2 separate regions of the Mus musculus genome follow, and region 2 is linked to region 1. Evidence: chromatin loops called from intact Hi-C (ENCODE). Cell type or tissue: heart. All regions are shown on one strand. Links, peaks and the distances in the headings refer to the core of each region. The heading gives the core; the rest is flanking DNA.

What was found. Hi-C counts contacts between places; a loop is a spot of excess contacts. Peaks named below come from ENCODE experiments on the same cell type or tissue, not always from the same donor. Only the 100,000 strongest peaks of a DNase experiment are listed, where the experiment ranks them.
Region 2: it touches region 1 in a loop (2.7-fold over the local background); 1 of 42 quality-filtered maps calls a loop at or near these places.

The regions. Positions count from the first base shown.
Region 1 is chr2:163,415,577-163,423,072 of GRCm38, forward strand. Oser1 (oxidative stress responsive serine rich 1) reads right to left here and starts at 3,894. Exons shown (of 4, transcript NM_025699.2): 1 at 3,836-3,894; 2 at 1-79. The coding sequence starts at 35. It overlaps 2900093K20Rik (RIKEN cDNA 2900093K20 gene), which reads left to right and starts at 4,195. Exons shown (of 1, transcript NR_151490.1): 1 at 4,195-4,785. In heart, for the core only: a CTCF peak has its summit at 3,945; DNase peaks (open chromatin) are centred at 3,465, 4,065 and 5,105; H3K4me3 peaks cover 3,265 bases; H3K27ac peaks cover 2,372 bases.
Region 2 is chr2:163,204,134-163,211,629 of GRCm38, forward strand. All of the region lies in intron 1 of Tox2 (TOX high mobility group box family member 2), which reads left to right. Among named protein-coding and RNA genes, the nearest start is that of Tox2, 4.8 kb to the left of the region's middle. In heart, for the core only: a CTCF peak has its summit at 3,342 (motif pointing right); no DNase peak of the experiment used is centred there; H3K4me3 peaks cover 355 bases; H3K27me3 peaks cover 1,610 bases.

The sequences.
Region 1 (7,496 bases), core at 967-5,966:
CTTTCCTCCTCTCCATCCTTGGCTTCGGATTTCATTGTGAAGGTTTCTGTACGCCTATTGATGTTCCCTCCCGTTAATACTAAAAAGGAAATAAGAAAAGTGAAAATTAGTGGAATCAAGAGTATAATATCTGCTTGCACAATTACTGTTAAGAGAGAAATATGTTTCATTTCTAAGCAGGTTACATATAGAGCTTATAAGAGAGAAATATGTTTCATTTCTAAGCAGCAGGTTACATACAGAGCTTATCATGCACATGCGCACACACATACACGGCTGTTATCAGTCAGGGTTCTCTAGAGTCACAGAACGTATGGGTAGTCTCTATATAGTAATGGAATTTGCTGATGACTTATAGTCCAACTCCCCAACAATGGTCAGCAGCCGCTGAGAATGGACGTCTAAGGATCTAGCAGTTACTCATTCCCACAAGGCAAGCAGGCGAAGAGAAATCTTTCTTTTAATGTCCTTATGTAGGTCTCCAGCGGAAGGTGTGGCCCAGATTAAAGGTGTGTGCCACCATGCCTGAATCTGGGACTTATTTTGTCCCAAGTGACCTTGACAAACTTAGATCTCTTTGTCTTAGTCTCCCGGGATTTATAGCCACTATGCCTCAAGATCCAGGTCAGAAACTTGTATCTCCCAGCCTCAAGATCAGTATTACAGGTGAGCCTTCCAATTCTGGATTGTAGTTCATTCCAGAGACACAAACCAACAGTATCCAAACAACCTAAATAGTTAACGCTGGAAACAAAAATCTAAGAACTATGTATGTTTCAATCTACTAAATCAAGTGAGAAAAGCTCCCTGGCTGTCCATGCCTAGAAACCTATCGAAAAAATTACTATCAGAGAAACAAAAGAAAGCTCAAACTGAAACACTCTGATTAATTAAAATGCTATTGGGTATCTGTCTAGTCTGATCCTAACAATTCTAAGTATGATTTTATGACACCACATCATTTGTACATAGCAATTTTAACCAATGTATCAGCATGCATGAAGAACTTTATGCTGCTGTTGTTAGAACAGGAATAAAGACTGCAGTCATTTATACTCTACTCCTCTGACCAAAAACTTTTATTAGGTGTTTGTAAGCTTTGGGTACTGTAGTTATTACACAGAAATGACGATGCCTATACTCAAACACAGGTAAAGAACAAAGCAGAACGTCTCTTTAGTTAGAAGTAGAAAAGAAACTCATAGAATACTGCTCTGCAAATATGACTCCATGTACTCTCCTTTTAACACAAAGGAAGGAGATAAGGGATCATTAACTCAGACAACACAAATTCTCAAATCCAATCTTAAAATTACCAAAATACTAAATCTTGAATAAACACGCCAATATCCAAAAAGTGAGAGAAGGAAAAAAAAACCTAGAAAACAATATATACTTTTTAAGCCAAAGATATATTTTACCTTTAAACTTAACCTGGTACCCCCTAGCCACCCCACCCCACCCCCCACCCCCAGGCACTCTCAAAGAGATCAGTGCCTCTCTATGGATCTTTGGGTACTGATTCTAGATCAGCTTATTTCTCAGAAGAGTTTTCTGTGTTATTATGAGACCTCTAATATTCCAAAGGTCAAGATGTCACAATGTTTGACATTTGTGTGTATGTTCACCGGCAAAAGAACTTAGCCAGCAAGGCGTGGTGGCGCACGGCTATAATCGCAGCACTTGGGAGGCAGAGGCAGGCGGATTTCTGAGTTCAGGCCAACCTGGTCTACAGAGTGAGTTCCAGGACAGCCAGGGCTACACAGAGAAACCCTGTCTTGAAGAGAAAAAAAAAAAAAAAAAAAGAATTTAGCTAGGTTTCACTTCAATATCAGAAGACAACAAGCCCACGTGGTTTATTTAACCAGGTCAAACACAAGGAAACCTCATCCACATGACTAAGTTTCACTCATCTAATTCTTCACAGGAGTAGGAGTCCTCCAAACACACAATATTCTATATACTAAGCAGAGGTTAAGTTCTGGTGTGTCTGGAGCTCCCACATCTCCAAAGATCTATCACAGGCTGTAAACAATTTCTTTTTGCTACCACAACTCCATGAAAGCTGAATTTGTAAGGACTGAAAAGATGGCTCAAAGAGTAAGGGTGAATGGCTACTAAGCCTGAGCACCTGAGCTTGTTTCCTAGAACTTGAGTAACAGGAGGAAACAACTTCCCAAGTTGCACTCTGCCCTTCATATAAAACACTCTCATACACATAATACAAGTAAAAAAAATTAATAGTGAGGTTTATAGTAGTTCTCTCAATCTGACTTGTGTGGCAATCAGTCAACATTTAAGTACACTCCAAGCCACATGGACACTGGTAAACATCACAGGCAGAGATCCACTCCTTTCACAAGTACTTCTAGGATTCCTAGTTCTACCTTGGATGCCACAACAGAGGCTGAACTGAATACAGGGGTCCCAGGAACCCCATTTCAGTAGGGAGGGCATCTCACTCCTACCCTCCAGGACTCACACTTGGCTAGGAAGCCTCCCAGCTAAGCCTCACAACTTCTAATTACACAGTGCTGACTTAATAGTATGGCAGGTGACCACCCTAGATGTTAATACAAACTTAGCATTCTTGTTGAGACACTCCCAGATATATCATTAAAAACCCCAACAGCCCAAAATAAAAATCTGGCTGCAAACCAAAAACTCTGAGAATAAAGTATCGCCTAACTTGTTTTCAAACGTCCACCACTGTGACTGCTCATGTTTTTCTTCAATTACTTTAAGCCAGAGCAAGAGTATCCTAGGCTTAACCTAGGGGGCTAGATCAGAGCATGCTTGCAATTACAAATGGGTTGTTATGCTCCTCCCAGTTCCTAGCTTTCCATTATGGAAGCATCAACCCAACAGCTTTATACAACAGGTGAGTGGATTGCCTATCTTCATTTACATTACATTGTGGGAAATTCTCCTATTACCCCTTCACTGCTCTTACTTCCAAAGAATGCCCAAAGACCTCAGACTTGCAAAAGGCCCATAAGAAGTTACTTTTCGTGGTTTTAAGTCAAATCACATCCCAGTTTCTTTCCACCAATACCGTGTGCAGTGTCTTGCTTACACCTCTGAAGCTTTAAACTAAGCTCTCCTTAAGTTTCCGGTCGAACTTCTCATTTTCAGCAGCACGAAAATGAGATCTGCACGCGTCCTCACAAAGTTAAAGCGGAGAAATCTCCCCAAACCTCTCAAAGTTACAGAGTCCCGAAAAGGAAAAACAACAACAACAAACTAACCAACCCTATCCAGAACGGCCCGGATAGAATCAATCTGTCCCTAGGACGAGAACACATCCACACCTCTCTGGGCACACCCACTCAACCCCTCAAAATCACAGGACTACAGGCAAAGCGACACGTTCGTTCCTTTCTGCCTATCACGGTTAAGCGGAGTCGGCTGGGAAAAGGTCAGAACCCGGGGACACCCAAGCGGGGAGCTGTCTCGGCTTTTACCCTGTCCGCCCCGGCCAACCACGGACTCCGAGAGGAGGCAGGAGTGAAGCTGCGGCGCAGAAGCCGCAGGACGCAAGCGGAGAGGAGTGCGACTCGCAGGGCGGGAAAAGGCGGGAAGGGGCAAAGGGCGGCAAGGAGAGCGAAAGGGGAAGCTGTGGCCGGCGCGGCCCGGACACCGCGGGAACGCAGGAAGGCGGGAAGCGAAGGCCGCGCAACTTGGCACTCCAGGCCGCGGCAGCCGAGGGCCGGGCCGGGCAGTCGGCGCAGGGAAACGCCGCGACCAGACGGGAGGGCCGGACTCCGCCTCCCGCGGGTGGGAGGCCTGGCGGACACGACGTCCCCGGCCCTCCTCGTCCCGTCCGGCCACTCACCTCCTCGCAGCTGGGGCGCTCCCGGGAATCCGGCCCCGTCGGCTCCGAGCGTCTCTCCGCGTCCGCCGCGTCTGTCTGACCCGGATCCAAACCCCACCGATAGGGTGGCCCGCGCCTCTAGAGTTGTACTGCGCCTGCGCAACCTCGGCTCGCGCCCTGCCCACCGTTCACGCTCCTCCCACCTCGGTGACTCGGCAGCTCGGCCCGCCGCAACTACGCAGGCGTACGGCGGTAGCCCGGCCTCTCGAAGCCCCAGCTCCAACCCCTCTCCGAAGCACGTGCGTCTTAAGTCATTTCCTGTTATTCTTTTCGCTCCCTCCGCCCCCTGGCTTGGGTTCGCTCCCGGCAGGCTTTTGGGCGTGCCTACTTCCTCTTCGCTGTCACGTGAGGCGGCGGCTTGCCTTGCAGCTATCGAGCCGCTGCCGCTCCCCTGGCATAGCCTGCTTCCTTCTTGTCCTCTTGAAGTCCCCAAGCCAACGGGATTCGGTGGGCTGCGGGAGTATTTGCGCCAGCTGATGCCTCCGGGAATGCTTGGCGGAGTTTCTTACATGCAACCAAGGGCGCTTGCACTCGGTCCACAACCCTCGCCGTGGGTCGTCTCTTTGGGTCCGCAGAGAAGCCAAGAAGGTATTAATTGGACGAGGCCCAGGCGGTGGATGCTGCCCGGAATTGGAATGGAAATTATTTAGGTTTTGTGGTTTTTGCTTTAAAAAAAAAAAAAAAAGCAGGATCTCATTTGTTAGACCAGCCTGAAAATCGCGTTGATTCCCCTGCCTCGGGCTCCCGTGCCTTCATTTTGAAGTATCTCTTGATAATTGAACGTCTGGAAATTAAACGGTTTCAGCGAAGGCATTTTGCTTTTGTTTTTCCAAGGATGGTTTGGGAGCATCAAGTGGGAAATACAGGGTAATGCACGTACATATTAAATTCTGCAAGAAGGTATTAAGCAATTTACCAGTCTCTGGCTTTTTTTGTTTTTTGTTGTTTGGTTTTTTCGAGACAAGGTTTCTCTGTGTAGCCCTGGCTGTCCTTGAACTCACTCTGTAGACCAGGCTGGCCTCGAACCGCCTGCCTCTGCCTCCCAAGTGCTGGGATTAAAGGCGTGCACCACCACTGCCCGGCTAGTCTCTGGTTTTTAGTGATCTGACAAGTTACCCATATGGCAAGGGTGAGCTATGAAAGACCTCCCCCTACCGCCATTGTCAGGGCCTGTTCTATTTTAAACGTTTCCCCATCGCCTGCCACTCTGGAGTTCCACTTCAGACCCTTGTGTGGAAAGACGATTTTCCTCAATAGAGTTGGTTCTGGCACCTAAACCTTAGAGTGGGTTTTCCCCTGAACCCAAGCTGGCCTCTTCTAGAAGTGGATGCTAGAGAGGATAGCCATGTCCAGCTTAACTAGAGTCAACCCACAGAGAATGGAATCTACACTTCACTGGACAGACAGCCCCGTCTCCAGACAGCTGGCTTGGCTTTGGCTTGCTTGCTTATTTTTGTTTGTTTGTTTGTTTTTTGTTTTTCCTGATCCTGCTCTATAATGCAATCATGGGAAAGCCTTTTGCATTCGATGGGAACTTCATCAGATTTTGAATTTTTTTTAAGATTTATTTATTATTATTCATTAGTACACTGTAGCTGTCTTCAGATGCACCAGAAGAGGGTGTCAGATCTCACCCTCTCACATGGTGTGAGCCACCATGTGGTTGCTGGGATTTGAACTCAGGACCTTTGGAAGAGCAGTCAGTGCTCTTAACCGCTGAGCCATGTTGCCAGCCCCGGTTTTTTTGTTTTTTTTTTTGTTTGTTTGTTTTTCAAGCTAAAATACACCCTGTGATAAGTTTGGGGATGCTGGCCCGCAGAAGGGGCTGCTGCATCTTCCCATTCAGCCACAGGATCACAAGGGCAAGCTGATGTTCCTAGTGCCCTGTGTTGTATTAAGTGTGTTTTAGACTAAGGATGCTTCCACTTGTGATGTGCTGAATAGGATGTGACCCTTTCCTAAGCTAAGAAGCACCTGTGTAGGGCTGTTGAACATAAAGCTTGTGATGGGTCCTGAATAAAACCTTCAAATTCTCTGTACAGTAACTGGCCCACAGTGAAAAAATAATCCTGTTGTAATTCTCTGATGGCTAACAACAGTTGTAACAGATGCTAGTAACAGTAATAACTCTACTATCTTCAAACATAATATTCCTGTGATTTTACACATTCTACAGATAGTTGTCATCTTAGGTGTTTATTGCTGTGAACAGACACCATGACCAATGCATATTTTAAACATTAAGTACTAAAAAGTAAAAGGAGCTTTTTTGTGTTAACACACCTCCATAAAGTTAGGCACTTTCTGAGACTATGACTTCATACCCAAGAGGTGCCTGGAAAGGAAGACGCAATCTGGCTCCATCTCCCTCCTGACTGTTACTGTTCTTAACCTCCACATTCTAACACCTGACGCTCATCTCACTGCCAGACCACAGCACTGTCAGCTTGAAGTTATCTGCCTAGGTCCGGGTCTCGGTTCCAGCAGCCTCTGCTTGTGTGGCCTTGACTACCAGACACTTCCCAGGTTTGCTGTGTTCTCTACTAGAACACTGTTTCTCCACAGCTCACCTCTTCATTCAGGTCTCTGCTCATACCCTTTCCCCAGGTGAGTCTCCATGACTACTCCAGCAGTCTCCTTCACTCCTAATTTCTTTTTTACTGTTTCATTTTTCCTTTAAAATCCTCTGTCGCCTTTTTTTAAAAAGAGTTATTATTTATTATATGTAAGTACACTGTAGCTGTCTTCAGGCACTCCAGAAGAGGGCATCAGATCTCATTACAGATGGTTGTCAGCCACCATGTGGTTGCTGGGATTTGAACTCAGGACCTCTGGAAGAGCAGTCAGTGCTTTTTTTTTTTTGGGGGGGGGGTTCAAGACAGGGTTTCTCTGTGTAGCCCTGGCTGTCCTGGAACTCAGTCTGTAGACCAGGCTGGCCTCGAACTCAGAAATCCGCCTGCCTCTACCTCCCGAGTGCTGGGATTAAAGGCGTGTGCCACCACGCCCGGCTCAGTCAGTGCTCTTAACCACTGAGCCATCTCTCTAGCCCCTTTGTCACCTTTCAATATACCTCACTATAGAAATTTACTATTGCTCACATAAACAGGAGCTTCCCTGAGGACAGACTTGGTCTCTTCATTACTACTTGTTAAGTGTACATTTCCCCACATTTTTTTTTCTTTCTTAATTTCACCTCCAATAAATGGCAAATCTTTAAAATGGCATCTTGAGCAGGGGAGTTAGCTCACCAGTGGAGTACCTGTCCAGCATGGGCAATGCCCTGAGTTCAGCTGATGCCAAAAATAAGAGAGGGAAGAGATATCTTAGAGCTGACAATATGATGTATCCCCAGGGCCTAAAGTCTTGTAATACACAAACTTCACACTGGGTAATTACCCCTCAAAGGAAAGTGTTGAAAGTTCACAGTGACAATTTAAATATCTTTAATCTTCACAATTATCTGAAAATGCTTCCTGTTGCCACAGTTGGGAGGCAGCGTATAGTAATCATTTGGGAAGACTGGGAGAGCAAAGAGAGCTGTGTTTGGTTTGCACAGCATGGCAAGGTGCCTCTTCTCACTTACTCCTCACACAGACCTCACTGATCACCGACTGCTTGCCCA
Region 2 (7,496 bases), core at 994-5,993, 210 kb before region 1:
CGAGGAGGTACACTCTCGCTCCCCGTCCCCACCATTTTTCTAGGTTCTCTGTGCTCAACTCCAGCCAGGGCCCCACAGCGCGGCGCCCCCGGGAGGTAGTGCCTGGATCCCAGGACCAGGGGCATCGGACCCCAGCTCCCCTTTGAGCTCAGCGGGCACGGTCAGGGGCAGCGGCGCTGTCTGAGTCCCCTTCCCTCGCAGGGAAGGGAACTTTGAAACTTAGTTCGGACGCCAGACGGTCGGTGCGTCCCCGGGTCTGTGCGTCGGTCGGGGTCAGGCTGGAGCCGAGCGCGGCTTTTCGTCACTCGGAGCCCGGATTGAACAGCGCGCGTGGGTCTCCGGGCGGTCGGGACGTAGACGCGCGGGCTCCGCGGCGCTGCGTGGTGAGTGCGCGTCGGGTGGCTGGATCCATGACCCTCTGGGGGTCTGTCCCTTCCCTACAGGCTGTCCGCGCAGCCCCTGGCTGCGGGGATGTTGTCGGGATGCTGCAGCAGCCGAGCGTCCGGCCGATCGCTGGGCCTCCGGGGCTGGGCCTCTCTGCAAGTGCATCCTCAGGCCCTAAGGGAGCGGCTGCGGCCGGGAGCCCTCTGCAGTTCGCCCTGGTCCGGGCGGCGCGGGCCACGCAGGCCGGGGCGTCCCGGGGCGGAGGTGGGCGGCGCGCATCTCTCGGAGTGGGGGGGGGGGGGGGGAAGAGCAGATTATCTTTTGTGCGCTGATCCGCAAAGTTGGAAGCCTGAGAGGGGGGATGGTGCCTTAGAGAGAAGGCGGGTTCCGGAGTCGCTTCCAGTGTGGTGGTGGGAAAATGGATTAAAACCAGCAAGTGGAGTTTTACCAGAAGCTGAAGGATGGGGCGGCAGGTCATCTTCTGCCCTTGGCTTTGTTTAAAATATCGAATGGGCAAAACGGGGTTCACCCTCTGGTTTGGTGGCCGCGGTGGAGATTGGGGATTTATGCCTTAAAGTCTGGGTACCCAGGCTGGGGGCGGGGCAGGGTAGCTGGAAGAGGTCTTTGGGAAGTGATGTATCTGCAAGCGCCACCAGAGTGGGGCCTGTCTCCCGCCGCCGCCTTTGGGAAGTAGGACGCTGCCGACCCCCACCCCCCAACCCCAAACCCCCACCCCCATCCCCGCTACCGCCACCTCTTTATTCGGAAGCTCTAGAAACCTCTGACTCAGCACCAGAACCTCCGAGGTTGCAACCTGCTGGGAAGGGCACAGAAGTGGAGGGTGGAGATTTTGGTTTCTATCTGTGCACTAAGACCCTGGCCTGCAGCTGAGGAAGTTTTGAGGATAGTGGGGTGGGAAAAGCCACCAGAATGCTGGAAAGGAAGGTGCAGAGCATGGGTTTAGATGTGAGACCCGCAGGTTCAGCCCTTCAGGCTGGGGTGATGGGGCACCTGGCTCAGCCTGAATCCAGATTCCTGTTGACAGATTCCCCAGTGTGCTGTGGCCTTCCGTGGTGTTCTTGAGGTTCACTGTGACCAGGAACTCCACCCCCCGTTTTTTTTTTTTTTTTTTTTTTTGTCTGACACCAGAAACTGATGATTGTGGAAAAGAAAATGTCCAGGTTTCTTACAGAGGCTCACTATCAGAGTTGGAGACCTAAGGTGTAATAGCCACTCTGTGTGTGTGTGTGTGTGTGTGTGTGTGTGTGTGTGTGTGTGTGCGCGCGCGCGCCTGTGTTGGGAGGTGCTGTAAAATAGGTTATAGAGCCAGGACACAGCCCACACACTGGGGACTCTGTTCCTGGAGCCAGGACAAGAGGCTTGTCTCTCAAGCATTTGCCCAAACGATGTCAGACAACCGTGGGGCAGTTGACCTGGAAGGGCCCTTGGCGACGGTCCCCTTGGCGACCATCCCCTTGGTGACTGTCCCTTAGCAATCCTCCACATAGAGATTCCCAGCCTCTTTAAATCAAAGTCATGAGCACTAGCTGCTCTCTTCTGCTGGGTTTTGTTTGAGCAAACACACAATGATAAAAAGCCACTGAGCTTCATTTTAGCTTCAAAATACTTGTGTAATTTATTAATTACAGCAATGTTAGCATGCATGAGAAAAAATTGTCTAGTAGGTATAAAGCAAGCACGTTATTCTTTTTAAAAAGAAAATGTAGTAACTGTTTGGTAAGCACCGGGGCTCCTGGCTTCTGGCATGGAGGATCTGGGGTCCCGTGATCTCTGCTTCACGGCAACACGGCAAAAGTCAGTCATGGAGTAGCAGGTGAAAGTCAGAGATGAGACTGAATCCAAGTTTCTCAATTCACAGCAGGACAGCAGTCCAGCCTCCTTGTGAATCTCTCTCTGTCGTGCTTTTGGGACTGGGAAATCTATGTTTCATCCACGGAGGATTGAATTTCTTCCATTCAGACTTTGGAAGGCTGGGAGCTCCCAGCTCAGCCAAAACAGACTGGTACCAAGAGGTCACTGGGACAGGGCGAACCTGGCTTCATAGCTCCATATGTGGCTTTGCGAGCTAAAGAAGATGATTTTCTAGCTCCTTTAAAAAAAATTACAATGCATGCATGTGCAGTCGTTCAAGTCAGAGAGCAACCGGAGGCTCTCTCCTTTCCACTGTGTGTGTCCCAGACGTCCAAGGTTTGGCAACAGGTCCCTTTACCTGCTAAGTCGCCTGTAGGCTTTCTAGCTCTCTGTTAACACAGAGTATGATCTAACAGAATAAAATGTAAATGAGCTTGGTTAGCTATAAACACCCATGAACCCACTAATCCAGTCTAGGTAGAGAATATTTCCATTACCCCCAGAAAGGCCCTTGTTCCCTTCCTAGTGAGCACCCTACCTTTGCCCCAGCAGCAATTTCTTACCGGGTTTCTATTCCCCACCTTTTTTTTTTTCCGGATCATTTTAGGACTGTGAACTCTACATGAGCCCCAGTGTGTTACATACAGCATGGGCATTTAGAGTATGGCTTCTTTTCTTTCTTTTCTTTCTTTTCTTTTCTTTCTTTTCTTTTCTTTTTTTTTTTTAGCTCAATCTGTTTTTTGCATTCATCTTTTGTGTGTGTGTGTGTGTGTGTGTGTTTGTGTGTTGTTCCACTTTGTCACTGAGTGATATTGCATCGTGTAAATATAATACAACTGGTCACTTTATCTGTGGATGGGCATTTGGGTTTGTTTCCAGTTTGGGGAAATTGTAAATAAAGCTACTGTGAATGTCCGTCTACAAGTCTTCTTTCAAGGGGAACAAATTGTCTATTATCACTGAGCCTTGGTACCCTCTTTACAGTTTTTTTTCTGTAAGATTTATTTATTTTTGTTTTATGACTGTGGGTATTTTGCCTGCCTGTATGCATGTGCAGGATGAGCATGCAGTACCCATCAAGCCCAGAAGAGGGCATCAGATCCCCCTGGAACTGGAGTTAACAGATGGTTGTGAGCCCCAGCATGGGTGATGGAAAGGAAACCTGGGTCCTTTAGAGAAGCAGTCAGTGCTCCAGGCTGACCCTCATTCCCACCATGTACCCTCTGGAGGACATTGCCTACTTCTGCGATTCAGGACACAGGCGTGAGGGATGCAGAATAGAAAAGTTCTTGGTGGTAATATTAAAAAAGAACTAGGAAAGTTCTTGGTGGTAATATTAACTGCCTACCACCTACTCCAGCAAGAGGCTTAACCTCTCTGTTCTAGCATCCTTTTATCCCTATTTGATACACACTAAAGGCCAACCTGGGTGGCTCTCCCTGTGGAGCACGCTGTGGCCAACAACATCTCTCTTTCTCCAGGATCTCTCAATAACTAGTAATGCTTGGGATATGGGATGTTCTACCATCTGTCAATCAACAAATATTTATTAATCACTGTTTTGTGCTAGACCTTTTCTAGGTAACCAGTGGTATGACAATGAACAAATTGTTGCTTTCAAAGCTTATCTGTCTGTCTGTCTGTCTGTCTATGGATAAAATACAGTATTATGATTAATAGATCTCTAGATATTTTCTGGATATGAACTAGGGAAGAGGGTTTAGATGAGACAAGCTCTGTGGCTGCTTTGCAATGTGTGTGTGTGTGTGTGTGTGTGTGTGTGTTTGCCCTAGTGTGTGCACATGTGGAGGTCAAAAATTGACACACTGGATGTTGTCGTAGCTAGGGTTAGTGTTTGTCAATGTTGTACACAGACCTCAGAAGACGCACTCTCAGTTGAGGAATTGATTCTATGAGATTGGCCCGTGGTTGTGTCTGCTGGAGTATTTTCTCAAGTGCTGATTGACTCAGTAGGGTCCAGCCCACTGTGGGCAGTGCTATCTCTAGGCAGGTGGGTCTGGAGCAGCTCTTTAAGAAAGCTGTCTGAGCAAGCCAACTGGAAAAGAGCCGATAAACAGGGTTTCTGCTTCAGTTCTTAGCCCCAGCTTCCTGCCCTGGCTTCTCTCAGTGAGGGGCTGTAAGCTGTAAGCTAAATAAACCTTTCCCTCCTCAGGCTGCTTTTGATCGTGGTGTTTACCATAGCAACAGAAAGCACAATTGAACAGGTGTCTTCCTTTATGTATATTAAGACCAGTTTCTCCTCGAGCCTGGAACTCAACACTTGAGCTAGACTGGCTGGCCAACAGTCTTCTAGGACCCACCTGGCTCCAGCCCACCAGCACTGGATTATAGGCGTACGCCTCCATGCCTGGCTTTTACTGGGGTCTGGGGATCCAAACGTGGGTGTGTGCTTAGGCTGCAAGCCCTCCCCCAGCCGGTTTTGCAGTTTTAAAATGGAAGGTTAGTAGCAGGCCTCTGAAATTTTGAAAATTTATGTACACAGTAAGAGTCGCTTGATGTTTTTTTCAAAGCGTTATTATCTTATTCATGTGTATGTCTGTATGCCTGTATGAACACATGTATACAGTTGCCTGTGGAGGCCAGGAGAGGGTATTGGATCCTCTAGAGCTAGAGTTGTGGGCATTTGTGGGCCTGTGGGTGCTGGGACCTGAAGTCTGGCTCTCTGCAAGAGCAGAGAGAGAGATCTTAGCCACAGAGACAAACGGATCGCAAGCTTCTGATCTGGTAAGTTTTGAAAAGCAGCTTCCAGAGCCACACTCCCAGGGATTTCATTTCCTTTGGTCCTGGTGAGTGGGCCCTGAGGATCTGTTTGTCTCATGAGCCCCCACGTGATGCTACAGCTGGTCACATGTTAGAGGCCATAGTTTGTGTAGTGGGGGCTTGCTTGTTTGCGTACAGTTTTGAGTGGGCTCCTGGCAGGCAGGAACCACGCTCAGCGCTTGGCACAGTGCCTTCTCATAATGGCTCGGTGAGTAAGTGGTAGTGGGTGAATTATTTTGCTCACCACCCACATAGCTCTGGGTATAGCACCGGGTAAGCATGGGAACTAGGAAAGCTTGGTTACTAAACGGCTGGAGGCTCCCTTTGGCACAAACCACGAAGTGGAGGTTACTTCCCTTGGTGGTTTGTGTATGCTCCGCCCAGGGAGTGGCACTATTAGAAGGTGTGGCCTGTTGGAGTAGGTGTGGTCTTGTTGGAGTAGGTGTGTCACTGTGAATGTGGGCTTTAAGACCCTCTTCCTAGCTGCCTGGTATTCTGCTAGCAGCCTTCAGATAAAAATATAGAACTCTCAGTTCTGCCTGCACCATGACTGCCTAGATGCTGCTGTGTTCCCACCTTGATGATAATGGACTGAACCTCTGAACCTGTAAGCCAGGCCCAATTAAATGTTCTTTATAAGACTTGCCTTGGTCATGGTGGTCTGTTCACAGCGGTGAAACACTAACTAAGACACTTCCTATCTTGGACTTGGGGTGCATGAGTCCTTTACAACATATGTGTGTGTGTGGGGGGGTGAGATTTGCATGGCTTTCTTCTGCAGGGTCCCATGGGAGGAGCCCTGGGCTGGCTGGAATTAAGAGGTTCTATCAGGAGGCCAGATTCTTTGCCAGGGAGCTTTTTACTTCCGGACTTAGAGTTTCTTTTGCTGTGAAGAGGCACCATGACCACAGCAACTCCAATAAAGGGAAACAGATCATTGGGGCTGGCTTACAGTTCAGAGGTTCAGTCATTATCATCATGGTGAGGCATGGCTGCATGCAGGCAGACACGGTGCTGGAGGAGCCAACGGGTTCTACATACTGATCAGCAGGCAGCAGAAGGGAGCCGTGAGCCATGCTGGGCGTAGCTTGCGCATATGAGAACTCAAAGCCCGCCTCCACAGTGACACACTTCTTATAGCAAGGCCACACCTATTCCAACAAGGCCGTGCCTCCTAATAGTGCTACTCTCTATAAGCCAAGCATTCAAACACACGAGTCTATGGGGGCCATTCCTATTCAAACGGTTACACTGACCCTCTAGTCCTGCATCCTGTTTGCCAGAGGGTCCTCTCAGATCAAGCTTCTGTGTCAGGAGCATCAGTCCAGGCTGCCGCTGCTCACTTCAGTCTCCTGAGTGACTTTGAACATGTCACTAGCTTTCTCTGGGTTTCTGCTCCTCTGTGTACAAAGGGGAATCGAATCAGCAACCATCACCCCTCCAAGACAGTGTGGTGTGAGGTATTACGAAGTGAAAGCCTGGGGTGCCTTGTATGATTGTGGCACATGGGAGGATCCTCCACCAGGATGATGCTTTTTGAAGAGTGTATTAGCTTGCTTTTCATTGCTATAACAAAATACCTGAGACAGGCTAACCTTGTGAGGGGTTATCATGGGTTTCAGGCCAGCCTCTGCCGCATAAACAAACTCGGTTTCAATAATAAAAAAATAAACTGGAAGCTAAAAGATTTAAAGAAAATAAAGGGGTAGATTTAGCCTATAATCTTGTAGAACACAGCATAGGTTCTGAATGCTGCCTCACCTCATGGGTAAAGACACTGGTAGCCAGAACAGATGTGGGGACAACTATCAGATTTCATTTTAAACCAGAGCCACAGGGTAGGGAGAAGCAAGGCTTGCTGCTGTTAAAACATGTCTCCTGAGAACTTCTGAGGGTCCTAGAGACCAACAGCTCAACTACAGTGAAGAACTCCCACTGGACCTTCTGAGGGGGTCCTTAAGATGTTGTCCCTGGGATAAGAGAGGACTCTTGTGTTTCAGAGTGGGCCTGGCAGATAAGTGATCAGCAGACATTTGCTCTTGACATGAGTGAATGAATGAACTGGGGGAGGGCTGCCCAGTGAGCACCTGGAGTCTAGAACAGGACTAGGGCCATGGCCAAGAGTCTTTGAGTGATGGGGGACCAGCCTGTGCCTGGTAGGAGCAGTGGAGAAGCCAACTCTGTGCACACTGCACAGGTTCCCACAGATGCTCTGCTGGGTGGCTGCCTGTTGTCTCCGTGGGTCGTCTCTTTCACTTCCGTAACTTCTTAGAGTCCCAGGATTGATGTCTAGTGTGGGTCATCTGTGGAATGCAGTGGGCCTGGGATTACGGCATGCTGGTAGCACGGGTGGGTTATCCAGTGGTCCAGTCTCTTCCTCTGTCAGATGGCAAATCAGCATCTCCCCCAGGGAGGAGGGTCAGCGATCACAGTATCCAGTACAGATAGACACACTTTCG